4 separate regions of the Homo sapiens genome follow, and regions 2, 3 and 4 are each linked to region 1. Evidence: read pairs that join two places in POLR2A ChIA-PET (ENCODE). Cell type or tissue: OCI-LY7. All regions are shown on one strand. Region 1 overlaps DAAM1 (dishevelled associated activator of morphogenesis 1). Region 2 overlaps DAAM1 (dishevelled associated activator of morphogenesis 1). Region 3 has its middle 88 kb from the start of DAAM1. Region 4 has its middle 41 kb from the start of DAAM1.

What was found. Peaks named below come from ENCODE experiments on the same cell type or tissue, not always from the same donor. Only the 100,000 strongest peaks of a DNase experiment are listed, where the experiment ranks them.
Region 2: POLR2A ChIA-PET joins it to region 1 with 7 read pairs; 7 of 35 experiments call an interaction of 5 or more read pairs at or near these places.
Region 3: POLR2A ChIA-PET joins it to region 1 with 7 read pairs; 2 of 35 experiments call an interaction of 5 or more read pairs at or near these places.
Region 4: POLR2A ChIA-PET joins it to region 1 with 6 read pairs; 1 of 35 experiments calls an interaction of 5 or more read pairs at or near these places.

The regions. Positions count from the first base shown.
Region 1 is chr14:59,303,578-59,308,577 of GRCh38, forward strand. All of the region lies in intron 3 of DAAM1 (dishevelled associated activator of morphogenesis 1), which reads left to right. Among named protein-coding and RNA genes, the nearest start is that of DAAM1, 120 kb to the left of the region's middle. In OCI-LY7, no CTCF peak of the experiment used is centred here; a DNase peak (open chromatin) is centred at 2,024; H3K4me3 peaks cover 1,205 bases; H3K27ac peaks cover 2,385 bases.
Region 2 is chr14:59,196,408-59,201,407 of GRCh38, forward strand. The region is part of intron 1 of DAAM1 (dishevelled associated activator of morphogenesis 1); the gene reads left to right. Among named protein-coding and RNA genes, the nearest start is that of DAAM1, 10 kb to the left of the region's middle. In OCI-LY7, CTCF peaks have their summits at 3,013 (motif pointing right) and 3,215; no DNase peak of the experiment used is centred here.
Region 3 is chr14:59,098,041-59,103,040 of GRCh38, forward strand. No RefSeq gene overlaps it. Among named protein-coding and RNA genes, the nearest start is that of DAAM1, 88 kb to the right of the region's middle. In OCI-LY7, no CTCF peak of the experiment used is centred here; no DNase peak of the experiment used is centred here.
Region 4 is chr14:59,145,434-59,150,433 of GRCh38, forward strand. No RefSeq gene overlaps it. Among named protein-coding and RNA genes, the nearest start is that of DAAM1, 41 kb to the right of the region's middle. In OCI-LY7, no CTCF peak of the experiment used is centred here; a DNase peak (open chromatin) is centred at 3,078; H3K4me3 peaks cover 746 bases; H3K27ac peaks cover 2,457 bases.

The DNA of each region.
Region 1 (5,000 bases):
GCATTCAGAGGTTATGAATGATCTCAATAAGAAATAGGGCCAGGTGCGATGGCTAACGCCTGTAATCCCCGCACTTTGGGGGGCCAAGGTGGGTGGATCATTTGAGGTCAGGAGTTCGAAACCAGCCTGGGACCCAACGTGGCGAAACCCCATCTCTACTAAAAATACAAAAATTAGCTGGGCATGGTGGCGTGTGCCTGTAATCCCAGCTACTCGAGAGGTTGAGGCACGAGAATTGCTTGAACCCAGGAGGCGGAGGTTGCAGTGAGCCAAAATTGCACGACTGTACTTCAGCCTAAGTGACAGAGTGAAACTATGTCTCAAAAATAAAATAAATAAAATAAAATAAAATAAATAACAGCATCTGCCGTGACACATGATGGAGAATGTGGCTTATGTGGGAAATATTTGTTATCCCTGTCCTTGAAAGCTCCTCTTACCACTGGATTATAGTCAGATTCAAGTACCATATTCCATGCTGTCTTTCCTTTGAGCTTCTCTCTGGTTCTTGGCTGACTCTCCAAATGGTATGGCCCATACTTTCACAGAAAGACTGCCCCAAGGCTGCCTGACTTCACCAACTCCAACTCCAGAAGATAGGATTATGAAAGACATCAATATGGAAAGAAATGGCCCCTTTAGAAGCTATATCAAAGAGGAACAAAAAACACGTTTCCTGTGTCTTTCCTATATATATTTTTTCACTAATAGCTCCAGCACACCTAGTACTATTGAATCATTCCATTCTTTGCGCATTTCAGAATTTCTCCTCTTTGTAGAGTAGAGAGAAGCTTTGAGCTTCTAGTATGTTAGAATGTGCCACTAATAATTTGGGATTCTCAAAATTCCTTACACTTTAGGAACCTGGTAACTTGTGGCACTAGAAATGGGTTACAGTAGAGTCTACCAAAGAATACCACCCTTAAGTTACAGTGTCTTAAATTCTGTTATTCTTCAGCGTGGTACAGAGCAACATTGACTTGTGTAGTATCCTTTTATCTGTCCCCATACATAAGGAAAAGCATTTTGTTTTTTCAGTTTCTGAGAGGTACTTCCCTATGTCCCATATTGAGATGTTTCTGATACAGTGGTATCTTCTAACTAGTGCTTTTGTTTCTTTCTTTTGCCAAAAATGCTGTCATTAATTCATGAGTACATTGTAGAGTTTATGGTGGTCTAAAATTAGGAATACAGTTCCTAACTGTCCTCAGGGACAGTTAACCTTGCATTAGCACTTTTTTCTCATTCTGAGGATGCATCCCTGAATGGCATATGCCTTTATGTGCTTACTGTTACCCCTGATTCTCCTTTTAGCTTAATTACTCTTTTCCAAAGGGTCCTCTCTTGTTATAGCCTTGTGTTAAACATTATATTGCAAATCATAAACACACTTTGATTGTTTTCCCAAGGGCTGGTTACAGAACATCAAAACCTACTTTATGACATTCTGAAAGGTGGGTCTGGTAGCTACAAATGTGGTAGCAAGATGTGAGGCAGCAAAGGCCATTGACACCACTGATTGAATTTGCACGATACATAAGGGTTTAGCGTTGTGTGTCCAAATATGTTAATTTACAAACCAACTGGACCACATTGTACCTGGGTCTTTAGCACTCCATGGTGACATGTGGATCAAAGATTTGGCTCTTAACAAGCTATGTAGGAATAATTTGTTTTATGTCATTGCACACTGTTGTGTCATAGGCACAGTGCCTGCCTGCAGGGGAATGTGGGGTTGTATCATTTCTGAAACTAATAATTGGAGAATATTTCTTTTTCTTTGCCATGAAACTGAGGGGGAGTTGTCATATAAATTGGTTTCAGATGTTGGAGTTGTACTGCTTGAGAATTTTAGGCTTCAGTCATATGCCATGCTGTGAAGTGCTTTGCCAAAATAATGACTTGTTAAAATAAATAAAGTAAGTGTCTCATAGTTTGGGAAGTGGACTGTAAAATCTCAGTTCTTAGTTCTAGCTAAGTGTTGTGGCTGCTTTCTCAGATATACCAGGTGCACATAAAATGTATTCCCCCACATCCCCTCTAACCACCCCCCAACTCCTTGTAAAGTCAGCTGAGGCTTGTTCAGGAAAGAAGAGGGTGTTGGAGCAGAGGGCTCCTGAACCCTTACAGAAATGCGGTGATATTGTTGCTCTTCTCTTTGCTGCTCTTCCCCACAGGGTGACTAGGTCTCTGTAAAGTGGCACTCTTTTCTTGCTTTTCTTGCTTTTCTGGGTGTGTGATTTTGGGGAGGACATAAATAATAGCTATGTGCTATTTCATTCAGGCCATTCAGAAACTCTGATTTTTACCAGTGTAAATAAAGTTTGTGATATATGGAAAATATTAATGTGACATTTTGTGCTCTCAAGGAAATGTCTCAAAGGATTTTTTCCCAGGGGAGTTCAGGAATGCTTGCACTGTATCTTTACTTTGAAGTTAGAGATCCATTGATAAAAACCAGGGCTTAGTTAAAAGGCAGGAGAGTTAATGAACACTTGACTGTTGTTTTTTTTTTAACATGATGACCAGAGAGAGTGAAGTATTTAAATAGGCATACTTTTTTGTAGCTATACTTGCAAAGACTTAGAACCTATTGTTGGAGTAAACTTGGAATCTTCTCAGAACCTCTCAACTCTAAAGTTCAGAAATGTGTAAGTCTAGGAACTGCTAAGTCTGTCTCAGGGATCACTCACAAGGAGAGCAGGGAACTTTGTTCTTTTATTCATGTATTCCAACACCCAGAATAGTGCTTAGCTCATTATATAATAGAATTCAATAAATATTTGTTAGATGAGTAAAGGAATGAGAAGGAAAGCAAATGCCTTTTTAGATTCCATTCAGCATTGTAGATATGAGCTTAGTGAAAACAATTCTGCTCCTATCCTGCCCTTGAGAAGCCTTATGTTTAGCAGCATAGTATTAATGCTATCACAGAGTTTGGCTGTCTACACAAGTATTTAGATTTTAAAATGCTGCCGTGTCTTTGGGAGATTTAGTAGACTGTGTGTTACTCTAACATGGCATCCAGCTCTAAACCAAACTGTTAGGGAGCAGCAGTTGAGTATAGCCTCTTTTCTGGCTGGAGGGTCTAACCTCACTGAGTTCACAGCTTTTTTTTTTTTAATCAATAATGCAGGAAGACTTAGTAATACCCCAAATACTTAACCAACAAATTCCTGAGGGGGATAGAGGACCAAGTGCTCCCTTCCAAGGGAGGTGGAATGGAATGGTCAGGAGCTTAGTGGTCTGAAGTTTGAGACTCAGTGATGCACAGATAGAAACCATACCATGCAGCCTAGGCAAGGCAACAGAAATACACAGAATTGTGGTGTAATGGTCAGAATGGGGTAGGTGTTCTTGAGCAAGAGCTTTGGGCCAGCCTGGGCATTTAGGTAATTTAGATGCGAGGAGTCTGGAGCAGAGTATTAGTCATGCAGTGTGGCCTCTGCATTATACCTTTATAGATTGTGTTTTCTTCAACCAGGAAGTACTAGTCATGCATCTTTTGTTTTGCTAAGCTGCAGTTATAGTGAAATGGAGTAAATATCAGATAGACTAAATATCCTGTCTATAGCACTCTTAAGAGTCATCTCTACTTTTGTCTCAAGCTTATTTCACAAATCTGTAAATTATTTTTTTAAAAACCTGATAGCACTTCCAATGGTTCTTATCCATGAAATGCAAATTGAGTCTGATACAATTGACTGTTGCCCTCTTGGCCAGTTTTGCATCTGTTTGTAAACTCTTTCAAACATCATGATGCTAATCATAAGTCTACTCCTTGGGTTCTCCTTTGAACCAGTTGTAACATCTTCCTAGTTCTCTCATTTATTAGCAAGTTTAGTAAAAAATATTTGACATGGATTCATGCCATGCTTTTAAAAAATTATTCTTTACCAATACAGAATTTTAAACTTAGAGAATTGATAAAGAGGGAGCTAACTGATTCTACGTGATCTGAAATCTTCAAGTATATTTTATTTTTGAATACGTGATATGGTAGCAAGAGGCTTTCTCTGGGCAAACGTGGCATTTTGTATTGGCTCAACTAGTCTTTCTACCTGCATAAACCAAAGAAAAGGAAGGAGCAGAGCCCTGGGGGGTCAGAGGAGGTATCAGGCTTCATATGCATACATGGAAAAAATTCCTATGATATGTGAACGGATGGTTATACAGGAGAATAGTGGAGATAGCAAAAGTCATCTGGAGGTGTAAAAAACAATGCTCTAAAGGGACTTAAATGTCCCCCCAAATTTCTTGACAGCTGGCGAGTCGAGGTCCTATTCATGTAGTTTCAATTTTGTTAACCTAGATTTATGTTTTAGATGTGAAGCATCCTCAGTCTTATAATGAGAAAACCCATTTTGCTATTTAGTTTACGGCCAACTTTGTTAAAATATGTATACTTAATAAAGCAAGGACTAAACAAGTTTCCCTCCACTTAATATGACGTGTCTTTTATTCTAAGTCATAAATGTTATCTGTGAGGACTATCAGGAGAGTGAGAGCTTGTTCTTTTTCTTCTTGGAGAGACATTTTGGATAGAAATCTTCCCTCTCAGTAGAGTTTGTATAGAACTGTGAATGACTAATACAAATATGTGAAAATAGTCCTTTTATAGGAGCTTAGTTATGTTTGTTAAAGTTATCCCTGCAATTAATGGACATGAGGGTATGATGAACTTATAGAAAATTTGAGATTTGTTTATGAATTGAGGAAGATAAACTTGTGTTATATGGCCAGTAGAGAATTTCTGGCTTGTAAAAGGGAAGATTTGGGGAGGATATAATCACTTTATTCAAATTGTTTAAATATTTGCTGGGTCATTGTTCATAGGAGAGATTAAACTTATTCCATGCAGTTCCCAGGGACCAAACAAAAGCCAACAAGTGCTTGAAGTTACAAGGAGACATCTGTCAATTCAGTGTCCGGTGAATTTTTTAACAGTTCATGAGAGTGCTAGTTCCAGAAGATTGTGGACCTCTGGAAGCCTTCTCAAG
Region 2 (5,000 bases), 110 kb before region 1:
CCAGGGACCCTTCTAAATCCCCAGAATGTACTACAAAATTAATTGTAAGAAATGGGCCGGGTGCGGTGGCTCACGCCTGTAATCCCAGCACTTTGGGAGGACGAGGCGGGCATATCACAAGGTCAGGAAGTCGAGACCATTCTGGCTAACACGGTGAAACCCCATCTCTACTAAAATTACAAAAAATTAGCCGGGCGTGGTGGCGGGCGCCTGTAGTCCCAGCTACTCCGGAGGCTGAGGCAGGAGAATGGCGTGAACCCGGGAGGCGGAGCTTGCAGTGAGCTGAGATCCTGCCACTGCACTCCAGCCTGGGTGACAGAGCGAGATTCTGTCTCAAAAAACAAAACAAAACAAAACAAAAAAACAAAACCCACAAAAAAACTAATTGTAAGAAATTAAAGGAAATGAAACAGCTTAAACTGAAGAAACTTGCTGCATTCTCTATTCTTGAAAGTTGGTGAAATTGTGAATATGGAAAATGTCATACATTTCTGTTCAAGGCAACCCATTTGGAATTCTTTTTTCTTTTTTGAGACGGAGTCTCGCTCTGTCGCCCAGGCTGGAGTGCAGTGGCGCGATCTCGGCTCACTGCAAGCTCCGCCTTCCAGGTTCCCGCCATTCTCCTGCCTCGGCCTCCCGGGTAGCTGGGACTACAGGCGCCTGCCACCACGCCTGGCTAGTTTTTTGTATTTTTAGTAGAGACGGGGTTTCACCGTGTTAGCCTGGATGGTCTCGATCTCCTGACCTCGTGATCCGCCCGACTCAGCCTCCCAAAGTGCTGGGATTACAGGCGTGAGCCACCGCGGGAATTATTTTTTCAAATGCAACTACAGTTAACTCATTATTAGTGGCTGCTATTTGATTTAGGCTGATGGTGGAAAAGAAACAACAATACCATTTCTGTTTGGTTTCCCCATCCTGTTTGTGTGGCAGTCATTTCTGCGTTAGAGGTACTTTGTTCAGCACTGTTGGTAATGTGAACTAAAAGTTGGAGGACATGCAATAAATAAATGCTGGAATTGAAGCCAATGGCTGAGACTGACCGCACCATGTTCTCAGAAGGTTAAATGAACAGGCCTGCTATTATATTTTCGTCTTTTAAAAATCAAGAATAGAGATTAAACTGGAAATACTCTGACCCATTTAGGGCTTGAGATTCTGTGAGTAGGTAACACTTCCAACTATGGAAGTTCTAGGAACTGTGGCAGGAAACTGCCTTGCCTATGATATTTTCTGCTAAGGGCTGGTTAAAATGTTTTTAAAAATGTATATAGTTTTATATTTAACCCAATTTCTTTTCAGGCTGTGTCTGAAGTTACGTTTCTTCCATACCTTACCTTTTCTTTCTATACTCCCTGCATTGCAGTTTGACAGTTCTGCTCCTTTGGCTTCTCTGTGGGCAGGGTGAGATGGCTGTCTCCAGTCTGCCAAGTTCCATATCTTGGGAGCCCCATCACTGACCTTACAGAAAAGCATGTCTTCCCCCCTTAACCCTCTAGCTTAGAATGAGAGCTGTGAGGCAGCTGGGAGAGGAAGGCTTACATTGTAATTCTGTCAAGCTCAGATTGTTTTTCTGACGAACAAGTTGAGGGAAGTAGGTAGAGGGGAGGACAGAGAGAGTTGCTGGGTTTCACTTATCTTATCATTTGTTTCCCTCTGGATGGCCTTTGTTTATGCTGTCTCTTCAGGCCAGGAATTCCTCCAACAGAAATCATGCGTACACTCGGGGACATTCACATTGGGGCTTCCTTCTTGTGTTTCCATTTGCTGATTTGCCTTTCTTTTCTTTTCTTTTCTTTCTTTTTTTTTTTTTTTTGAGACGTAGTCTTGCACTGTTGCCCAGGCTGGAGTACAGTGGTGCAATCTTGGCTCACTGCAACCTCCGCCTCCTGTGTTCAAACAATTCTCCTGCCTCAGCCTCCCAAGTAGCTGGGATTACAGGTACCCGCCACCATGCCCAGCTAATTTTTCTATTTTTAGTAGAGACAGGGTTTCAACATATTGGTCAGGCTGGTCTCAAACTCCTGACCTTGTGATCCGCCTGAACTCCTGACCTCATGATCCGCCTGCCTCGGCTTCCCAAAGTGCTAGGATTACAGGCATGAGCCACCGTGCCTGGCCCCATTTGCTGATTTGCCTTTCTTCTCTACAGCCTGATCCGGAAGGAGGGGTGGAAATACTTAACCTGCTTTTAATGCTTCTGTTAGGGGATAAAGAGATTTTACAACAGTGATGTGGGGCAAACATGTGGGTGACTTTTCTAATGAGGAAGGAGGATAATGCTGAGTAAATGTAGATTCAATTTACATGTAACTTCTGTTTGGTAGAGTGTTTAATCACACATGTTTGACACCTTGAATGAAATCTCTTCACCTGTCTTTTGGTGCTTTGCAATTGCACAGAGAAAAAGACACACTCTTTGATTTTAGGTTCAGTTTGGGTAATCGTGGCAATTCCTTTAAACTTTCCGGACCTCTCTTTCCTCATTCACAGTGTATTCACATAGAATAAGCTATCTTCTGGATAAAAATTCTAAATTTTTGGGAAGACAGTATCCTCTTAAAATAATGACCTCACTTATGTGGCACTGTGTACTCATCAAAGTAATATCCATTGAGTTTCCCTAAAATGGAGATCGGTGAGGGAGAACTCCGATTTTTCGCCCCCAGTTTTCAGCCTTGGCTGCCCCTGCCTTGGCATGGTGTCCTGAGATCCTGTTCTTGGCTGGAGCTAAGCCCCATGATCTGATCCCCAGTCTCTTCTCAACTGCACAACTCAGGAGTTTTGTAGGATATAAGGGATGAAACTCGACAGAGTCTTTTGGTGATCATACAGTTCTGTTTAAATTGATCATCACTTTTTAGTTTCTACTTAATTGTTTTTCTTTTTTTAAATTTGACATGAGGTCTTGAACTCCTGGCCTCAAGCAATCCTCCCGCCTCAGCCTCCGGAGTTGCTGGGATTACAGGCGCATGCAACCGTGCAGGGCTGATCACCACTTTAAACTGGAGTCTGACCACCAGGGGGTCCACAGAGTGAATGTAGCCAGCTGTCCATGTTTTGCTTGGCCAGCACAGTATTATTTTTAAAAAGGAGTGATATTTTAGTGAGCATTTATGTTCTGATTTGTCACAGACCTTACCACACTCTAGTGCCTAATGCACAGCCACTTAGTTTATGTGATATTTATCTCCTTGGCCCTTGAAGACATTGAGTTTGTGATTCCTATTTTCAACTAAATTAAATTGGGATGAATGTCTCTTCAAAGGTTTATCTAGCAGTGGGCTGGCAGATGACCCATTTTTGTATTCTAACCCAGGGTTTCCCAACATCAGCACTCTTGAAATTTGAAACTGGATAATTATTTGTTGTGAGGCAGATTGTGCTGTGCACTGTAGGATGTTTAACAGCATCCCTGGCCTCTACCCACTAGATGCCAGTAACATCCCCTCCTCCAGTTGAGACAGCCCAAAATGTCTCCAGACATTGCCAAATGTCCCCTGGGGGCAAAATCACCCCGGGTTGAGAGCCATTTGACAGAGTTTTGGATGGTCTGAAGACTTTAATCATTGAACCAAGCCTGGATATTTAGGGATAAATTGGAATTCATCTGGGAAACTGCGCCACCCTGCTGTTTTTATTTATTTGGGCAGTTGGTTAGAGCAAAGTAAAGGTCAGTGGATTAGACCCTTTAGGGTCACTTCTCCATTCTTCCATGACCACAGCCTGGGAGGCCAGCCACATTTTAAGGACATGTCTTTGGTCACAACAGGAGACTTTGTGAGACACTGATGCTGGGTCAGGGTAAGCCCAGCAGATCTAGTAGGTAAACAGCTTTGAAGCCCATGGCCTGTGTTGGTAGCTCAGTAATGCTATCTGTGGGTAAGGAGGATGGGGCTTTGGGGAAAGGGAAGGCCAACTCTGTCATTATTGTCAAATGCCAAAATGCTTTAGAAAAAAAACCTTAAGCTTTAAACATGACAGCTTATCTCAAATCAGCAGTGTGGGAAGGGCTCTGAAGAGGATTAGCACAGTGATGTTCCATTTTTTTTTTCCTCCCCCAAACAAGAATGTTTTTTAAACTTGACTCTAAAACTTGGGCTTTGGCAACACTGAAACTTGCCTTGCCTTTTAGAAAAAACATTGATAAGATTTTCAGGGTACAAAATGAAAATGTTATAAGGTTTTAAAAACCAACCCAAGTTCCTTTCTTGAGCAACTAATGCAAAGATAATGCTTAAGGAAGCATATATTTTCATATAAAATGTAAAACAACGTTCCTTCGCAGTTGGATAGGTGGGACTTCTGAGGATATCCAAGCCTCTTCTGTTCTGTCTGGTCTGGTAGTTCTCCACCTTGGATATGCATCAGAATGTTCGCAGTGGATTTTTAAAAAGAGATATTTAGGGATGCTGACTCAGTAGATGTGGAGTTGGGGCCCATTCTACAGGATTCTTAAAGATCCCCAGGTAGGCGGGGTGCGGTGGCTCGCTCCTGTAGTCCCAGCACTTTGGGAGGCCAAGGCGGGCGGATCACGAGGTCAGGAGATCGAGACCATCCTGGCTAACATGATGAAATCCTGTCTCCACTAAAAATACAAAAAATCAGCCAGGCGTGGTGGTGGGTGCCTGTAGTCCCAGCTACTCGGGAGTCTGAGGCAGGAGAATGGTATGAACCTGGGAGGCAGAGCTTGCAGTGAGCGGAGGTTGTGACACTGCACTCCAGCCTGGGCGACAGAGTGAGACTCCGTCTCAAAAAAAAAAAAAAAAAAAAAAAATCCTCAGGTGATTCTGACATTCAACAAAAGGGGAAAATAGGTGAGAAGAGTGAAAGATCTTGGGTTCGGGAAATGTAGTTATAGTTGCAGATGTGGGCTGGGTCTGGCTGCCTAGCTGGTTAAGTGCACAGCTTTGTTTTTAAAAATTCCATGTCTGGCTGGGCATGGTGGCTCATGCCTGTAATCCCATTAACTTGGGAGGCTGAGGTGGGTGGACCACCTG
Region 3 (5,000 bases), 210 kb before region 1:
ATCCTTCCTGCTTGCTAACTAAATCACCACCACTGCAACTGTTTTCCAGCCATGTTGAGACCTCCACCAATTGACTCCCTATTTTCTCCAAATCTTTTACCCTATCCTACTTACCCTTTCTCAATATCAAGCTTAGATTGGAGGGCCTTTCGCTTAAGACATTCTTCTTAGTTATTCTTCAAATCCTATTAACCTTCTCTCCTTTCATTAGATCCTAACAAATCTGACTATTCAACTTCCTCATTCCTTAAAATGGGCAGCTAAATATGCCTGAAGAAAATCGCACAGCCAGGAAAATCAATACCTCTATAATTCAAGGTCTTCAACTTCTTCTGTGATGGCAGCACTGCCTAACAATCCTATTGTATTTCTCTTGCCATCTTATTCCCATATCCTCTGCCATGATAATTGCAAAACTGCTCCATGTTCGTCAAACCTCTGAATTCCTTTCTCTCTCTTCACTCAGCAGCAGACACCTCCTTGTTTAGATAAAATATGAATCACCGGTGAGAGTTCCTCAACTGTGCATGGTCAAACTCATTCTCTTCTTATCTCATCACAATGGAGGAGGCAGGCCTGCTACGCAAAGGCAATCCCTCCCTCCACGTCCAGGAGCCCATCCCTCTCACAGCATACATCAGATTCTTGAACTCTTCACACATCTCTCAAATATCTTTGCTATGATGGAAGACACTGATATAATGGAATTGGTCAGACAGAATGTCAAGACAATTTGTCTCTTCCCTCTACCTCAGAATCTTTAGACTTCCTCTAGGGTCAGTCCTGGTTATTTTTCTCTTCCTAATTTTTATCCATCCCCATGTCTCCAGTGTTGACCCTTTATGTGTTGACCATCAAAATTATGTTTTTAGACCAGATCTTGTCTCTAAAGTCTAGACATATATATGCAACTGCTAACTAAGCATTTCCCCCTAGATGGCTGACAGGTAACTCAAACTTACCATGTTCAAAAGTAAAAACTTACTGTCATGATGGAATCTGTCAGACAGAATGTCAAGGGATACTGATCCAGCAATGTGGTACATTGTAATATTCAAAAGCATGTTGCCCCAGTCATATAAAGCCTCTCCCCCATAATAGATTATTTCAATATGATTTTGAGTATGCTAAAGTTTCTACCATCTTCAAAACAAGCATATAAACAAGCAAACAAAAGGCTCCCTCCACCACACATTATTCCTTATTACCGTAGCTTCTCAAAAAGTTGTTACACTCTCTGACTCCATTATGCTACCTCGCTTTGCTCCCTACGAGGCTTTTCACCCTACTAAGCTCACCAGCTGATGTTCCCTTTCTCTTTTCATCTTGCTTGGTCTCTCAGTAGTGTGTGTCCCAGCAGACCACTCCTTCCACCCTGAAACACAAAGCATTGAGCTCTCCTCATTTTCTTCTTGAGTCACAAGCCATCTCCCAGTCTGCTCTACTGCTTGATTCTAGTGGGCATTGTGATTACCTCTTCAGAAGCCAAGCAGGCTTAGATTGCAGGGCCTTTCATGTAAGTCATTCTTCTTAATTATTCCTCACATCCTATTGACCTTCTCTCCTTTCATTAGATCCTAACAAATCTGACTATTCAACTTCCTCATTCCTTAACATGGGCAGCTAAAGATGCCTGAAGAAAATCACACACCAGTATTGTCCAGGTATTGGGGTCTTGGGCTTCACTGTCATGGTCAACGAACAGTGGGGAACTGGACTCCATTCTTGATATTTGTGAAAGTTGTATGTGCTTCACATTCGTCAGCATAATCCCATTCTGAGGCTTAGCAAATTTTGTTTCAGGGTGGAGCATGTGACCCAATTCTGGTCAACAAAAACAAAGGCGTTACTAGGGGCTTCCCAAGAGAAAAACCTTCTCCTTCCTCTGAGACATCAACAATCAGACTCTCCTTTCTCAGGGTGGAAAAGAGAATATTAGCCTTGGAAATTGTAGACAGCCGCCATCTCGCAACTAGGTAAAAGAATCAGCCTTAGGAGGAAGCTAATACCACATAAGGCAGAGCCCAGAAATGGGAAGAAATTGGAAAATTTATGGCATCATTAAACTGCTGAATCGAATCAACCCTGAAGCCCATGTTGCCACTGGGCTTCTTCATTACATAACCTTTTACTCTTCAAGCCAGTCTGAATTAGTCTGATTATCTGCATCCAAATTCACTGTTTCTGATTCACTGACTGGCCTTTAATCTTTATACTTCCTCTAGGGTCAGTCCTGGCCATTTTTCTCCTCCCATTTTTTATCCACTCCCCCGTCTCCAGTGTTGATCATTTATGTATTGACAGCCAAAATTATATCTCTAAACCAGACCTCGCCTCTAAAGTCTAGACATATATATGTGACTGCTGACTCAGCATTTCCCCTAGATCAGCAGTCCCCACCTTTTTGGCACCAGGGACTGGTTTTGTGGAAGACAATTTTTCCACAGACTGGGTCGGGGGGGATGGTTTGGGGATGATTCAAGCACATTTATTGTGCACTTTATTGCTATTATTATTACATTGTAATATATAATGAAATAATTATACAACTCGCCATGAGGTAGAATCCGCAGGAGCCCTGAGCTTGTTTTCCTGCAACTAGGAAGGTCCATCTGGAGGTGATGGGACACAGTGACAGATCATCAGGCATGAGATTCTCATAAGGAGCATGCAACCTAGATCCCTGGCATACACAGTTCACAACAGGGTTCGCGCTCCTATGAGAATCTAATGCTGCCACTGAGCTGACAGGAGGTGGAGCTCAGGTGATAATGCAAGTGATGGGGAGCAGCTTAAATACAGATAAAGCCTCACTTGCTCACCTGCTGCTCACCTCCTGCTGTGAAGCCTCGTTCCTAACAGTCCACAATCCGGTACTGGTCCATGGCCCAGGGATTGTGGACCCCTGCCCTAGATGGCTCACAGGTAACTCAAAATTATCATGTTTAAAATGAAAGTTATCTACTCCACCCACCAGTCTCCCCAGGTACTCACACACAGCCTGTTTCTCCTACCAGGTTCCCTGGCTTAATAAATGCACCAAGACTGAAATTTAAGAGTCATCTTTGTCTCTTCCCTCTATCTCACCCCTCCAACCCATATTCAATTACCAAATTCTGTCAATTCTACCTCCTAAGTAACTCTAATCCATCTATTTCCCTGCATCTTTATCATCTCTACCTTAGTCGAAACCTCCAACATCTTTGCCTGAAATATTCAATAGCTCCTTCTATCCAATCTCCCTGCCTCTTTCATTGCCCCCTCTAATGCATTATTCACTTTGCAGCCTGAAGGAACTTTGTAAAATGGAAATCTGATCATGATGCCTCTCTGTTTAACCTTTCAGAACGTCCAGAATCATTATAGTTAATATCATCATCTCACATGAATTCTGCTCCAAAATAGTAATGACGGTAGCAACTGTAATAGTCATAGCTTTTTGTTTCATTTATTTGGTTCATTTGTTGAGCTCCTGTAGTGCTAAGTTACAAAACTTCATTTAATCTTCCCAACAATACCATGAAAAAGATACTACATAGCATCCTCTTACATGAGAGGAAACTGAGCTGTAGACAGAAGATTAAGTAGCATTCCAGAGTCACCCAGCTGGAAATAGTAGAGCTGGGACTTGAGCCCAGGTTTGCTTGATTCCAGAAATTGAGCTCATAATTGATACTCAATATGACCTGCAAGCCCCTGTATGATGTGGTTTCTCCTCACCTCTTCATCTTTATCTCAGGAAACTCTTCCCCAAGTTAATAATCCAGACACACCAGTCTCATGTTACTCAAACATGTGGCCCTTCCTCACTAGTTCTCTCTGTCTGGAACATTCTTCCTCTCCCTGCTTCTCTGAGACAGGTCAGGCATCAGAACTTGCAGATGCAATGCCTCATAAACATCATCCAAGACCCGGCTCTTTACGTTCTCTGTTGTGCCGTCCACAGCCTCTGTTTCATCCTAAACTAGGTTCTTCTCACAGGCATGAGATGGCTGCTGGCAGGATGTGGCAACATGCTTCCTTGTTCATGTCTGGTTGAAGAGAGAGTTGGTGTCTTTTCCCCAACCATGAAACAACATTTCTTCCCCTCAATTTGGGCCAATTTAAGTCATGGGGTCTCTGTTGCTGAACAAATAACTGTCACCAGAAGTATGCCATATGTGACAAGAGGCATGGAATTACTAATGTAACTTAGACCAATATTCATGTATCCCAAAAGCAGAGGCCAACTCCCCAAACTGTATTGCTGTGACATAATGGCTAAGGGGGTGTAATAAATGTTGAAAATATTATGCTCCCAGCATAATATTCTCAACATCAACCCTCTGCCAAGTTAGGTCCCATTAATTCTTCATATCACACTTTAAAATTACTAATTGATTCAATACATGTTTCTTAGATGCCAGACACTAAGTGAAGCAATAGGTTTGCAATGGTGAACCAAAGAGACAGGATCCCTGCTCTTCTGGAGTTTACAGTTTAGTGGAAGGGACAAAGATAACACAGGCAGACATGTAATTGCAATGTGTGATAGATGCTCTATGGGAAAGGAGGTTACTAGGAGAGACAATAACAGGGATTGAAATTAAGATTTGGTGTTTGAAATGGCCATACTGAAGAAATACATTCCGCTCAGATGTGAAAGGTGGATAGAAAGAACCAGCAAGTAACAGCAAGTAGAAGAAACAGCAAGTGACACAGCCCAAGGCCACTGACAATCTAATCCCTTTTCACCTTTACAAGTCATTTGCCTCTTTATTTTTTTCCCTTCCAAATGATATAAACATCTGTGGAAAATTAGAATGTAAATTTGTAAGACCTACATATCAGGGGTCCCCAACCATCTGACCACAGGCCAGTACCAGTCGGTGACCTGTTAGAAACCAGGGCACACAGCAGGAGGTAAATGGCCAGTGAGCAAGCTTTACCACCTGAGATCTGCCTCCCGTCAGATCAGTGCGTCATTAGATTCTCATAGGAGCACAAGCCCCATTATGAAC
Region 4 (5,000 bases), 160 kb before region 1:
AATGTCATCTCAGAGTCATCAGAGCCTGTTTGGGATTAGAAATAAACTACTTTTGTGCTGGAAGAAGGGTGTCAGAGTCTTACTATGGTTCTTAAAAAGTATAGGCCAGACAATTGGTGTTCCTACAAATTCAGAACTATGTGGTTAGCTGATTGCAGACACTGGCATTGCCTGATCTGCTTCCTTTTTAAATTTTAATTCAAAGTCTTAAAGTGAGACATCTTAGATAATAAATGCTTGATATCCCATAGTTGTTTTTATATAAGCCATAGGAGCATGTTATATACAAAGAATATATGTCCAGACACCTTGATTAATTTAGTACTCATATTATCTCAAGAGCTGCATCATTCAGAACTAGTCCTGACGGGACAGAAAACGTATTTTTGTTTATCAGCTAAAATGAAGCCATCACATGCCATGAAAGAGTATCAATGACCCACTGGGCCTGCCAGTTTTTAAATTATGTGATTTGTGATTAATGTTTAATTTGGGGATTCTCATGATCTAAAATTTTGTGCATTAAAGAAAAGTTTATTGTATACTGTACAATTTTAAATTGAAATAATTCAAATTCACATAAAACGCACCCATAGTGTTTAAATTCATGTTACTTTATTTGTTAAATGCCTAGAAAGGCTTTTTAAAAGTTAGTATTTTACAAATTTGACAGAGAACACATTTTTACTTTACTATATTACTTTAAAAACAAGGTTTTTTTGTTTTGGTTTGGTTTGTTTGTTTGTTTGTTTGTTTGTTTGATTTTTAGACAGAGTCTCACTGTTGTCAGCCGGGGCTGGAGTGCAATGGCGCAATCTCGGCTCACTGCAACCTCCGCCTCCCAGGTTCCAGCAATTCTCCTGCCTCAGCCTCCTAAGTAGCTGAGATTACAGGCACCCGCCACCATGCCTGGCTAACTTTTGTATTTTTTAGTAGAGACAGGGTTTTACCATGTTGGCCAGGCTGGTCTCCAACTCCTGACCTCAGATGATCCACCCGCCTAGACCTCCCAAAGTGCCGGGATTACAGGAGTGAGCCACTGAGCCTTGCCAAAAGCAAGTTTTATGCAAATGTAAGATGTATTAGTATTATCTTTAATCAAAATGTTGAAGTCACTTAATAACACCTTACTATTTGATATACTCTTCTAAGCTGATAGAGCTTGCAAGGCGTTTGTGTTAACTTTGAGCTAATCTTCACTTTGACAAAGCTGCCTAGCCCAATCCTGTGTTTTATGTGAAGGACATAAATTATGCTGTTTTACAGTTGAGACACTCGGTCTCTGAGAAAACTGAAAAGAACAACTTGAGTTATGGGCAAGTTAGAGATTAAATCAGACAAAGAATGGACAGATTTTTGTGCTTCCAGCTCTATTATTTCCTTCTTTGTTACACCACAAATAGGCTGCCTCTCTACCCATAACCAGCTCTACCAATTTGATGGAATTGAGTTGTTTATATATAAAAAGAAGTCCTCATTTTGTCATTTTCACTTGCAGCAACTAGTAAGATAACTATCTTACAAAATCTAGATCTAGAAGTATCTGTTACCTCAAAATTACATACGCCAATGATGTGTAATAGGTCAATATTAACATGTTAACAAAGTTAACATTGATGTTGACTGGAAATAAAATGGCCACATGAAGCAAGTCCAGATGCAAGCAATCTGTAGTCACACATAATAGGAGGGCTCTTTAAAGTTGGAAAGCCATTTAGTTTGAAGGCCTCAGAGGAGATGACTTCAACAACAGCAGTTGAAACAGAAGGAAAAAAAAACCTTTTCATTCACGTTCCAATTCTGCAAAGACTGAATTCTAACTGATTAGAGGGCATGTGACAGCCAAATGAGTTTGAACAATAGAACAGAGTGTGGTGGAGGGATTCAAGTTTGGGGCTAGAAAGCTGGAGTGTTGAATTTTCTTTAAGGCTTTGCCAATGACTTGCAGCCTGGCTTTACCCTAATTATTTATGCCCCCTCTTTCCCTCCAATGTTACAATCCCTTTGTCTATAGAAATCACAGGGAAAATTATTTGTAGCATGCTTTGTACAATGTATGCTGAGATAGCAAACTATGATAAAGAATTCTGTTCGTCCTAGCTGGAGATAAATGGACAGGCTAGACCACCCAAAGGTAACTTGGAACATTGGTAAATTTTTAACAAGTAATTATCTTCTTTCCCTTTTTTACATTTTATTGTGAAAAAATCGGAAAGTACAAAAAATAAAAATAGATAAAAATTCACCCATCATCCCTGTTGATATTTGGGATATGTCCCTTCAGTCTGTGGTGTGTGTGTGTGTGTGCGTGTGTGTGTGTCTGCATGTGCTTGTGACACTATTAATACATACACTCTTAAAGAGAAAAAGATGTGTTTAGTAAATTACAATCATACTCTACATTGTACTTTCTAGCTTGTATTTTTCACTTAATAGATAATATCAACTTTTTTAAAAAATAATCTTTGAGGACTTTTTGGTGGCTGCCATATTAATATGCTAATTGTACATAATATTATTTAATCAATCCCATCTTGTTAGATATTTAGGTTATTCTCAACTATTTGTTATTAAAAAAACAACGTGTATTAAATATCTTTAAATATGAATCTGTGTTTCTAATTGATTACATGATTAAGATAAGTTTTGGTTACTGAAATCACTGAATGAAAGGATATGAATATTCTAGGCTCTTAATATATATTACCTGATGGCTTTCCAGAAAGGTTATACCAAATTACACTTTAGTCAGTATTGTATGAGATTATACAATTCCCTAAACTTTCTCAAATAATGCTGCTTTCCCTTTTTTCATCTTTAATATTTGATAGGTGTTTTAAAGCATTTTTAAAAATTTATTTTATTATTAATGAGCAATCTTATTGAATTGGGAATTAGGATAAGTATATGTGAATTTTTCATTGAATCTCGTATTTTTCAAACTTGAAGACAAGATCTTTTATCTCATCAAAAGAGTGTCTTAGAAGAGCAAACTTCTGGCTTATACTTAAAGAAGAAAATAGAAACTGAAAGCCCCTGAGGATACTCAGATTTCTGCCAATGGTCTAGAACAGGGATGGCAAGTTTATGCAAATATATAATGCCTTTGTTCTCCCTCCTTTCCCTCCGTTAACTGGCAGACATCACTAATTTATCATGACACTTTTTTCGCAGTGAGCCTAGATGTACTCTCAGAATTCTTCCCCACACCACTACTGCTGATATGAGCTATTATCTCTCTTAGATGGCATTTAAGATGAAACCAATTTGCCTTCCTGGCCCAGAGAGCAACCTACATTTCCACAGGAAAAGATAAATGCAGGGAACAGTACAATGTTACGTGGCTGCTAGTCTCTTCCTCTGATCTATTTCTCTCCCAAATATACATCATAGAAATGCAGTATTAGCTACACATAAATTTTTCCCATTGTATATATTCCATTAATGTATACAATGTGCTTAGGAAAGTTCTCACTCCTTTTCCATGTCCTCCTTAATTTCTGAGATACTACTCCTTGAAGATACTCAATAAATTCCTGTGGCTATCTAACAATGTAATTGTCAGGATTCTATGCTCTTAGTAAGTCTAGTTCTCTTCAAAATCCATATAAATCCTTCCTCCAAAGTTTGCCCTCACTAGCCATCATTCAGTTATGTTTATTCTCCCTTCCAATCCCTTTCTATTTTAATGTCCCCTTTTAATGCTGTTGTTACCATTCCCTAAAAAGATACCATTTCATGGGATTTGGAATGGCCATGCCTGAGGCAAGTCCATTAAATAAGCATGCAAGAGTGTGAGTGCTGTGCAAAGCATCTTTAGAGAGAGATAAAATCATTCTTACATAGACTATCTATCTTAGAGAAATGGTGCTCTTTCATTTCGCTACAAAAGAAGTGAGCAGCTGGTAAATAGTAGGTAATAAAAGCTGCACTTTCAATGAACAATAGAAAAGACCAAGGTCAGAGGAACTGATGAGGAACAGCTAGTCAGCCTTTCTTATGACGGAGCTTAGCCTGGCTCCTAGTCTTTGCCTCTCTCTTCTTCCAGTAGCCTACCTTACCTACGACCAATCCTGAGCTTAGGCAAGAAGAATTTTAAGATGTTTCTGTTCCATTTGAAATTAGTTCATCTGGCTCTGACCTTGGGCATAACTGGTCATGAAACTTCCCATGTATTCAATGTCATTGGTGTACTTAACATTTTTGAGCATCCATTATGTGCCAGACACAGCAGTAAACAAGATAGATATAATGCCTGCTAGAGGCAATACAAGGGATAGTTTCGGGAGGCCTTAGATATACCATCATCTCCATTAGCCCCTTCCTCAACACAAATAAACTCCTAGTCCTTCTTTGTTTCTGTTTTTGTTTTCTGAGACAGCGTCTCACTTTGTCACCCAGGCTGGAGTGCAGTGGCACAAACACAGCTCACTGCAGCCTTGACCTCCCCTGCCCAAGCGATCCTCCTGCCTCAAACCCCCAAGTAGCCAGGACTACAGATGTGAGCCACCATGCCTGGCTAATTTTTGTCTTTTTTGTAGAGATGAGGTTTCACCATGTTGCCCAGTCTGGTTTTGAACTCCTGAGCTCAAGCAATCCACCTGCCTTGGGCTCCCAAAGTGCTGGAATTACAGGTGTGAGCTACCGTGCCTGGCCACTCCTAGCCCTTCTTTTCACTAGATTGTTACTCAAATTCTCTCCTGTAGAGGTATCGGAACTACCACTGGTCTGATTTTTGTACTCATGGAACTTAGATTTAGTGGGTCAAGCACCAACAAGTAAGCAGTCAGTGACAACCCAGTACTGCACAAGCTCTGACTATGGCATTACATGGTGCTGTGAATACTCAAGAAGGACATCAAATCCAAGTGTCACAGAAATGACATCCAAAATGAGGCCCATGGTGGTTAATTTTGTGCAACTCGATTAGGTTAAGCAATGCCCAGATAGCTGAAAACATTATTTCTAGGTGCACCTGTCAGGGTGTTTCTGGAAGAGAT